Linked DNA regions of Homo sapiens: region 2 is linked to region 1. Evidence: read pairs that join two places in POLR2A ChIA-PET (ENCODE). Cell type or tissue: Panc1. All regions are shown on one strand. Links, peaks and the distances in the headings refer to the core of each region. The heading gives the core; the rest is flanking DNA. Region 1 overlaps DNM3 (dynamin 3). Region 2 overlaps DNM3 (dynamin 3).

The links. Peaks named below come from ENCODE experiments on the same cell type or tissue, not always from the same donor. Only the 100,000 strongest peaks of a DNase experiment are listed, where the experiment ranks them.
Region 2: POLR2A ChIA-PET joins it to region 1 with 5 read pairs; 2 of 35 experiments call an interaction of 5 or more read pairs at or near these places.

What each region holds. Positions count from the first base shown.
Region 1 is chr1:172,022,123-172,027,503 of GRCh38, reverse strand. The region is part of intron 4 of DNM3 (dynamin 3); the gene reads right to left. Among named protein-coding and RNA genes, the nearest start is that of MIR3120, 110 kb to the left of the region's middle. In Panc1, for the core only: no CTCF peak of the experiment used is centred there; no DNase peak of the experiment used is centred there; H3K27ac peaks cover 545 bases.
Region 2 is chr1:172,237,753-172,243,133 of GRCh38, reverse strand. All of the region lies in intron 14 of DNM3 (dynamin 3), which reads right to left. Among named protein-coding and RNA genes, the nearest start is that of DNM3OS, 96 kb to the right of the region's middle. In Panc1, for the core only: no CTCF peak of the experiment used is centred there; no DNase peak of the experiment used is centred there; H3K27ac peaks cover 4,074 bases.

The DNA of each region.
Region 1 (5,381 bases), core at 100-5,099:
GTTCCAGCGATTCTCCTGCCTGAGCCTCCTGAGTAGCTGGGACTATGTGCGCATGCCACCACGCCCAGCTAATTTTTGTATTTTTTAGTAACAGGGTTTCACCATCTTGGCCAGGCTGGTCTCGAACTCCTGACCTCGTGATCCACCCACCTCGGCATCCTAAAGTGCTGGGATTACAGGTGTGAGCTACTGTGCCCAGCCCAGTCTGTGTTTTTTAATTGGGTGATTTAACCCTTTTATTACATTTAAGGTTAATATTGTTATGTGTGAATTTGATCCTGTCATTATGATGCTAGCTGGCTATTTTGCCTGTAATTTGATGCAGTTTCTTCATAGTGTCAATAGTCTTTACAATTTGGTATGTTTTTGCAGTGGCTGGTATCAGTTGTTCCTTTCCATATTTAGTGCTCCCTTCAGGAGCTCTTAAGAGTAAGGCAGTCCTGGTGATGACAAAATCTCTCAGCATTTGCTTGTCTGTAAAGGATTTTATTTCTCCTTCAATTATGAAGCTTAGTTTGGCTGGATATGAATTTCTGGGTTGAAAATTCTTTTCTTTAAGAATGTTGATCACACCTGTAATCCCAGCACTTTGGGAGGCTGAGGTGGGTGGATCACGAGGTCAGGAGATCGAGACCATCCTGGCTAACATGGTGAAACCCTGTCTCTACTAAAAATACAAAAAATTAGCCAGGCGTGGTAGCAGGTGCCTGTAGTCCCAGCTACTTGGGAGGCTGAGGCAGGAGAATGGCATGAACCCGGAGGCGGAGCTTGCAGTGAGCCAACATTGCACCACTGCACTCCAGCCTGGGTAACAAACCAAGATTCTGTCTCAAAAAAAAAAAAAGCATGTTGAATATTGGCCCCCACTCTCTTCTGGCTTGTAGGGTTTCTGTAGAGAGATCTGCTGTTAGTCTGATGGGCCTCTTTTCTGTGTAACCCGATCTTTCTCTCTGGCTACCCTTAACATTTTTTCCTTCATTTCAACTTTGGTGAGTCTGACGGTTATGTGTCTTGGGGTTGCTCTTCTCAAGGAGTATCTTTCTGGTGTTTTCTATATTTCCTGAATTTGACTGTTGGCCTGTCTTGCTAGGTTGGGGAAGTTCTCCTGGATAATATCCTGAAAAGTGTTTTCCAACTTGGTTCCATTCTTCCCATCACTTTCAGGTACACAATCACATGCAGGCTTGGTCTTTTCACATAGCCCCATATTTCTTGGAGGCTTTGTTCATTCCTTTGCATTCTTTTTTCTCTAATTTTGTCTTCATGCTTTATTTCATTAAGATGATCTTCAATCTCTGATATCCTTTCTTCCGCTTGATTGATTTGGCTATTGATACTTGTGTATGCTTCACGAAGTTCTCGTGCTGTGTTTTTCAGCTCCATCAGGTCATTTATGTTCTTCTCTAAACTGGTTTCTCTAGTTAGCAATTCCTCTAAAATTTTTTCAAGGTTCTTGGCTTCCTTGTATTGGGTTAAACCATCCTCCTTTAGCTCAGAGGAGTTTGTTATTACCCACCTTGTGAAGCCTATTTCTGTCAATTCATCAAACTCATTCTCCTTCCAGTTTTGTTCCCTTTCCGACGAGGAGTTGTGATCCTTTGGAGGAGAAGAGACATTCTGGTTTTTGGAATTTTCAGCCTTTTTGCACTGCTTTCTCCTCATCTTCATAGATTTATCTACCTTTGGTCTTTGAGGTTGGTGATCTTCAGATGGGGTTTCTGTGTGGATGTCCTTTTTGTTGACGTTGATGCTATTCTTTTCTGATTTGTTAGTTTTCCTTCTAACGGTCAGGCCCCTCTGCTGCAGGTCTGCTGGAGTTTGCTGGAGGTCCACTCCAGATCCTGTTTGCCTGGGTATCACCAGCGGAGGCTGCAGAACAGCAAAGACTGCTGTCTGTTCCTTCCTCTGGAAGTTTCGTCCCAGAGGGGCACCCACAAGATGCCAGCCGGAGCTCTCCCGTATGAGGTGTCTGTCAACCCCTGCTGGGAGGTGTCTCCCAGTCAGGAGGCACGGTGGTCAGGGACCCACTTAAGGAGACATTCTGTCCCTTAGCAGAGCTCGAATGCTGTGCTAAGAGATCCACTGCTCTCTTCAGAGCTGGCAGGCAGGAACATTTAAGTCTGCTGAAGCTGCACCCACAGCCGCCCCTTCCCCCAGGTGGTCTGTCCTAGGAAGATAGGAGTTTTATCTATAAGGCCCTGACTGGGGCTGCTGCCTTTCTTTCAGAGATGCCCTGCCCAGAGAGGAGGAATCTAAAGAGGCAATCCGGCTACAGCGGCTTTGCTGAGCTGCAGTGGGCTCCACCCAGTTGGAACTTCCCAGTGGCTTTGTTTACACTGTGAGGGGAAAACCACCTACTCCAGCCTCAGTAATGGCAGACGCCCCTCCCCAAACAAAGCTCAAGCGTCCCAGGTCAACTTCAGACTGCTGTGCTGGCAGTGAGAATTTCAAGCCAGTGGATCTTAGCTTGCTGAGCTCTGTGGGTGTGAGATCCGCTGAGCTAGACCACCTGGCTCCCTGGCTTCAGCCCCCTTTCCAGGGGAGTGAATTGTTCTGTCTAGCTGGTGTCCCAGGTGCCACTGGGGTATGAAAAAAAACTGCTGCAGCTAGCTCGGTGTCTGCCCAAACAGCCACCCAGTTTTGTGCTTGAAACCCCAGGCCCTGGTGGTGTAGGCACCCAAGGGAATCTCTTGCCTGTAGGTTGTGAAGACCGTGGGAAAAGCATAGTATCTGAGCTGGAATGCACCCTTCCTCTAGGCACAGTCCCTCCCAGCTTCTCTTTGCTAGGGCAGGGAGTTTCCCAACCCCATGCGCTTCCCAGGTGAGGCAACACCCCATCCTGCTTTGGCTTGCCCTCCATGGGCTGCACCCACTGTCTAACCAGTCCCAGTGAGACGAGCCAGGTACCTCAGTTGGATTACAGAAATCACCTGCCTTCTGCGTTGATCTCACTGGCAGCTGCACACCAGAGCTGTTCCTATTCAGCTTGCCAGCCTGAGACTATTATTACTCTTTATTCAGGAATTAGTACATACTGAATTAATTGCATAAACCACATTTGGTCATTATATAACCTCCTTATAAAATATAGCTGGATTTTTGAATAGGATATATAAATTTAGTTCAAAAAGGATCACGGTCTGTAAATTTCCCTTCTTGTAATGGCATTGTCAGATATGGATACCAAAATTTACCTATTCTTATAAAATTAACAGTTTTTTTACATGGTTTCTATTCTCTGAAGGATATTGAATCAATGGATATTATTACTTTTTTGAATGTTTATTGTTGGTCACAATAGAAACTTTTGTGAAAATTTAAAAAGAAAAGAAAAGAAAGAAGGAAAAGCCAAAAAGATTCTCAGAGACCAAAACAAATAAACATTGTAATATGAAACCTGAAGGAAAAAAAGATAATGTAAAATACAGAATACAACTTGATCATTTTTACTAATATTCTGAGAGAAAGGAGAACTTATTGCATTCATGGAACAAAATTAGAAGGCCATAAACAGAAACACCAGGCAAAAAATCTCAATAACTGAAAATAGGAGAGCAGAAATTAAAATGTTAGTAAAATGGTTGGAAGAAAAACTCAAGGAATTGTTCCAGAAAATGAAAGAAAAAAAAAAGAAGTAAACAAGGAAAAAAAAAAAAACCACATTGTTAAAACTAGAGAAATGGCCCAGAAGATTCGATATTTGAATAACTGACATTCCAAAGAGAGAAAATCAAACAGAAACAGTTTGGGGTTGGAGAGATCCTATTCAAGAAAATGTCCTATAAGTAAAAGATAGGAATTTATGGATTGAACAAACTCAACAAGTGCCAAACAGGAAATGAGCACACACACACATGCACATACACACAAAATGGCATATCAGTAAAATATTTCAAAATACTGGGAACTGATAAAAGATACTAAAAAGTTTCCAGAGAAGTTAAAGAAAAGACACAAAGAAAGGATTGGGAATCACTATAGCATCAGTCTTCCTAGCAGCAAACTGGAAACTAAAAAACAATAGAGCAATGTTTTTGAAATTCTGAGGGAAAAATCATTTCTAACCTAGAATTCTAAATTTTCAATAAACGTGACAGTAGGAAAAGATATTTCCAGACTTGCAAATCTCAAAATATTTTACCTCCCTTTCACCTTTTTAAGAACGCTGTTAAAGAACGTGTTCTACAAAACAAGGGAGCAAACTAATAAAGAGGAAGACATGAGATCCAGGAAGCAGGAATACAACCAAGAAAAGAAGGAAGTTTTCAGGATGGTATAGATCCCAGTATGAGACCAAGAGAGCAATTGATATCTATGGGAATGAGAGAACAGAGAGTCCTGAAGAGATTTCTTCCTCTACCAAGAAAATAAACATAAAACTACCTAATCCAGAATGTTTTTAAAGTACTGAGAGATTGAGACTTCTGTAGGGGAGATTGGGAATACGTTAGTGATAGATGTACAGAAAACTATGCAAACAAACCAAACAGAGATAATTATCAACCTCAAAAAAGACAATATCATGGAAGAAAGAATAACCAAAATTTACCACATAGCTCAGCTATGAATAACATTTTCAGGATTATAAAAATTTATTCAGCAAAATATGATTCTTTTAGTAGAATGTAGGAGGATAAGTGCATATGTGAGTGTGTGAGTATACATAAGTATAGGAGAAGGATATAAGACAGCTAAATCCTCCTTCTCTACAGTGAGAAGTCAAAAGAGAGTATCTAAAACTAAGAAAAATAAAAAATAGTAATATAAACAGATTACATAGAAATATGGAGGTAACTATCAAAATCAATAGCTAAAAGAATTGTAAGTGGTAGCCTCTGGAAATCAATAATCAAGAGTCAGGAGGGGTGGGCAAGGGACTGATTGTTTCTATTAAAAGCCTTTTGCACTGACTTTTTCTTTTAAGAAAGCTATATATATTTATAGCTCTAATAAAAATAAAAGTTGATTATAGAAGTATTTTCTTTACTACTCCCTTATATCTGAAAAGGAAGCTAGATCTATACTTAGTGATATACCAAAATGGCAAAGGGGACCATTTTCTTATCTATATTAAGTTACACAAATAGGCAGCTTAAAATAATCAATGAACTCCTGCTGGCAGACTCAATACCTACATTGATAGATCTTAAAAACCACTGTCAGAAAGGATTTTAAAGTCATCATGCTTTGAAAGCATTTCACTAGAAACCTAAAGATCCAGCTAAAATAAAGAGCCCTGATTATGTGCCAGGCTCATATAGGATTCAAAACAACCACCAAGAGATAGATACTATTATCTTCTCAAGCATACAGATGAGGAGAGTGAGACTTGGAGAGGAAAATCACACTTACCTAAGAGTCACAGACTGTGTGGCATGAAA
Region 2 (5,381 bases), core at 137-5,136, 220 kb before region 1:
AAGAATAAATTTAAAGGACTTATGACTAAAGATGGCAGATCGATCATATATATGTATCTCTTCTCCTTCTCCCAAACCTACTATGATATTATAATAGTAAAATAATTTAAAAAGATATTAATCCACAATAACAAAGAAATGGGAGAGGAAAAATAGTGAACAAAATATTTTCAAAAGCTTTCTAAGAGAGAAGAGACAAAGGAGGATTTGTTGACCTAGCATAAAGAAAAGGGTTATTCTCCAAATACCTACAGGGGGAAAGAATGGAGGAGAAACCACCTCATTTGGCTTCTTGTCCTTGGAGACACCTGGTACCCACATGCGTGGGTATGGTAGTGAGGTTGTGGCAGCGGGATCAGACAGAAGTCCATGTATAGAAGCATACAAAACAGGCCAGGTACAGGAGCTCATGCCTGTAATCCCAGTTGTTTGGGGAGCCAAGGCAGGAGGATCGCTTGAGCCCAAGAGTTTCAGACCAGCCTGGGCAAGATAGTGAGACCATGTCTCTCCAAAATTTTTTTTAAAAAACTAGCCACATGTGGTGGCGCCTATGATTCCAGATACTCAGGAGGCTGAGGTGGGAGGATCACTTGAGCCCAGGAGGCAGAGGTTGCAGTGAGCTGAGATCATGCCACTGAACTCCAGCCTAGATGACAGAGTGAGATCCTGTTTCAAAAAAACCAGAAGTACACAAGACAATTGTTGGCACAGGACTACCTTTTCTACTCACGGCAACTCATTCTTACCTTCAGCAGGAGACAAGAGGCTTTTTTCCTAGAGAAATTATACCAAAGAAGTTTCAGGCTGAGAGATACCAGGCAGGGTGAACAGCAAGGGGTGGGGTCAAAACCAGAGAGTTTAGTGAAAGTCTACATACTAAAATGTTGTCCTTCAGCCCATTTCTTGCCCTGCCCCAGAACGCCAGCAGCCAGATGGGCTTCCCTGTCCCTACCAGGAAAGATAGTGAACTCTTCTTCTCTGGGGACTCATAGATTCAGGGGAAATGCCCTGTACACCATGAGTTCAATGAAAAAGCCAGGCTGCTGACTGATCACCTTATAGGAAGATTCTGTATTCTGCACACTCCTCCAACAATTTTCAAGCAACTGAATGGCACAGAATCTTAATAGATTAGACAAGTCAAGGCTCTTAACTGGAGTGGATTCTGAAGATGGGCTATCTCAACACTTCTTCCAATGCCCTGTAATGTTTGAGTGCAATTCAAAATCCTCTCACCCTTCCCAATCTTGCTCTTACAGCCAGAGTTCCAGATGAGATATACTTTCTGCCAATCAGATGTAGTCATGCCAGACTTTGTTTCAAAAAATGAGTCAAATGAGAGACCGGCAGAGTGTGTGGCACCTGTTTTGTTGGCCTGAATCACAGCAGAGGTGATGGGGCTCTGGATCCAGAGGCTACAGTGGAACAGTGGCTTCCTGATTATGCAGCCTCCAGATTGGTGGAGACAACAGCTCCTTGGCAGTCCCAGGAAATTCTGTTTTGTGAGCCATTCCTGGAAACTCAGCCTAGTTCTGCAAGTTTGCCCTCCCAATGATTCTCAGAGTGATTTATCCCTCTTAATAAATTATTTTCTACTTAAACTAGCTAGAGTTGATTCTGTGGTTGACAATTAAGAACATTGAAAATAGTATAATAATATCTAGTCAACATATATTATTATGGCTTAGCAAAAATGAATAGCCAGTAAAGCAGAACAATGGCATTACCCTGCAATACTTCCCACATAATAAGAGTCAAAACTTACACAAATCAATTATTAATATGTATGTATGCCATACGTTTATGCAGTTTTGAAATTCCAGGACTTTTTGCTCAAAAAGAGCTTCTAACCAAGAAATACACACGTGCACACACACACACACACACACACACATCTATGTATATATACATATATATGATAAATACCATGCATGAAAAATTTTAAATTGAGAATTCAAGGTGTGAGTGAGAGAGATGGCATTTGAGCAACTTTGCAAGAAACTAAATAAGGCAACAGAAAATAGTAGAACAGAAAAAAAAATCCTGGTGGTTTGCATGTTCATAAACTTTTACAAACTACCTCTATAATAGCAGTACTACTATTCATGGGTTAAATTTTCTTTACTAGTGAGCTAAGTACAGATACTTAGTGTTTTATACTTTTTCAGTTACTAGGAAGGGAAAAATTTACTCAGCATGGCAAAACACGCTTCAAGCACTTCAAATTAGCCCATTTCAAATGCTTAATGGTTGAATTTTCCTATTTCTTTTTGTGCTCCAAGGCATTGCAATTTATATTTTTTAAAAAAAGAAACTTTCAAGTTTAGAATAGTGATTGCTTTACTTGAAAGTCCATGTAACATGCTATGGATTTCTATTATTAAAATGCAAAGACAAATGTCTTTCAACTCTGACTTATGTGGCTTCACATTAAATTACAAAGTAAATTTAAGACACTCCACAAACTGAAATTATGCTTACTGTGTAACAGCTTTTGAGTGCACATTAATCAAACATAATTCTACATGCTAGCCCTTTGGATGTACTTGCCTTAAATAACAGTGTTATTTTGGCTAAATATACCATATGTTTGTAAAAGTTCAACTTAATAAAAGTACCTTGTTTACAAATGCAGCATGATTTTTACTTCTCTGAGAAAATGGAGGTCAGAAAATCACTGTACAAATAAAATCCTCTGACAATTCCCAGAACTCAGTAGATGAATGGTTTAAATTTCCCCCCATCATTTGTCACCAAGCTGCAAACAAAAATCAAAGCTGAATGTTCCCCTCTCTCTCAAAAAGAGGCAAAGAAACACTCAAAAAGAGGCAGCACTAAGGAGAAAAGCAAAGGGCCTGAGCATTCAGCCAAATAACCAAATTAATGAAGGTTTCTGAAGCCCTTTGCATTGACTGTTGAACTGTTGTAGGTTTTGGTTTTTTCCTCCACTGACAGTAACGTGATTCTGTGAGGTGTATTCTGAGAGGAACATAGTTTCTTTGAAAAGCAGAGCTGGGCACCATGCCCTTTGTACTTTAGTTAAGAGCCCTTCTCCCTGTGTTCCAAGGAGTACAGGAGTCTGGGATAGAATAGGGAAAAGGGGGCCCCTTCCATGTGCCTTCTGAGACTCAGCCCTGTATTTAAGATGATATTTGGCTGGATCACTGCAAGCACAGCTGGTGGTCTGTGCACCACTACTGGCTCCAACACATCTCCATGCCGAAACTGGGCTTTGGACAGGGAAAAAATAAATGAACTGGAATAGTTCCCCTCCTCCATCAATCCTAATCATGCCTCCTAGCCTGCCCACTACAAAAAAAAAAAAAAAAAAAAGAGAAAAAAAAAGACAGGGCTGGAGAAAAGAAGAAGCGGAGGGGAGAGAGATAACCAAGAACCCAGAGAATGAACTGAGAAGGTATCATTAGAGAGAAATTAAAGCTGCCCAACCCAGAAGTGCTCTCTGTGTTCACTGCATGCTCAGGTGGCCCCATCTATCCTCAGCTTCTGGAGACAAAGACCATGGAAGAGGAATCCCATGAGGGGTAGTGCAGCAAGAGGAAATGACAAATGGTTTGGAGTTAACATAGAGGTTCACATAGGAGCTCTGACACTAGCTATGTGAACCTTCTGTAAGTTCCTCGATTTCTCTTCTCCCTGTATGGAGGTGATAATTCATGCCTCAGAGAGGGTATGGAGATTTGAGACCATGCAGATGACCGTGTATTCAGGGACTTCGGATACATGTTTATTTCCTTTTCCTTGGAAAAAATTTTCTAGCCATCTTCCCACCCATAAACACAGTATGGTGTTCTCTCTTCAATGTATTTACAACAGCAAGCTTTTATACTTGTAAGCTTTTGAACTGTGAGGGAAAAATAGAAAGTTAATTATGTACCTAGTAGAGAAACACACATTGAACATGAACAATAGCAAACCAGGAGGGTGTGAAGCAGCGAAACAATAGTGAGAGCCTATTTAAACTCTGCTTTCTTATTAAAGGCAGACATGCAAGAAATCCAGAATTCTGGGACTGCGTCCATAGCCATATAGAGAGAGGGAAGATGTGACTACAGGCTGAGAGGGGGTACTTATTTCTTCCCCTTGCACTCACAGTGGATTGTGCAGAAGAGGTCAAGGAAAGTACTTGGGGAAAAAGGCAAGTTCTGGAAGAAACTGAAAATTGAAAATTCCGCAATTAGAGAATCATTTGCCTTTTGTGGCAGAATGTTCTTCCACATTAAAAACTGAGCAAGGGTCTCAAGACTGGCTAGAAAACTGTAAAGTGGGAAAGGGTGTTTTTTTTTTTTCTTATCCTGAAGTCTTCCATTCAGGCAGCTTTGTTTTTCTGTTAGCTTCAAACAGAGATGGCCTGGGTCAGCTGCTATTGCTGCTGCCTAGTTTCTAGGTTTCTCCCTCTTATATCCCAACAAAGCTTCCCCTCTCGTTCCATTTGTTCTGTATTACCAACTGGATTTCAGGTACCATGAATGGGACTGCATGCTTACCTCTGCCGATCTCTGATACTAGCAGGTACTTAATACATGCTGACTTACGAAGATAACAAAACTCACCTATCCCATGTCTCATTCCCCTAGGCTTTGTTTCATGCATAATTAGAATAAATTAATGCCTGCTACAGAATAAACTCTTATTAATTATTCTTCCTGGGTAATATATTTGAATTTAAGTTGAGTCGTTCAGTCCTTCCATTTACAAGGAATGAATTATTCATGTACACTAGCAAATTAGTAGGGGTGAGGTTCTTGGCTTAGGTTGCCCTTAAGTCATCCCAGTGGGTAGCTGCTTAATCCAAGGTTGGACATGAAAACTCTTGACAGCTTCTCCCAGCCTTAAACCAGGAAGTGTAGGGCAGTATTTCTCCAACTGTAGTCCTCTGACCCCCAGAGTCTGTGAGTTCTTGTGAGAATTAAAAAGAAATCTTGTGTTGGTATCTAATAAAAATTAGTAAAAGAGATTTGCTGAACTGTCTGGGGCATGACTTTATAATTGGACACCACCATTCAATTTTAGTGCTTGTGTTTGCACCAAGTGGTAGTAATGTATTTATAGTATGGTAATGAAAAAAAGGGCAGAGGCAGACATCAATACATCAGTTATGTACTTTCCTCCAGTGACATCACAATGCCTTGAGTGGATGGAAGTTTCATTCCAACAGAATGAAAGTGGCAGCAGACTGGTGGGGTCACCCAGTACAGGGGAGCCTGAGAACGCCAGTCTCCAAAGAACCCATGCCTGAACACATTGCTTTTGATCAGCTAATTATGTTTCCTAAAAGAATATAATCTCTCACATTAATGTTGTTGATCAGCTAAAGTTTCTCAGTAATATGGTTCTACTTAAATTTAACCTGTAATTTTGGT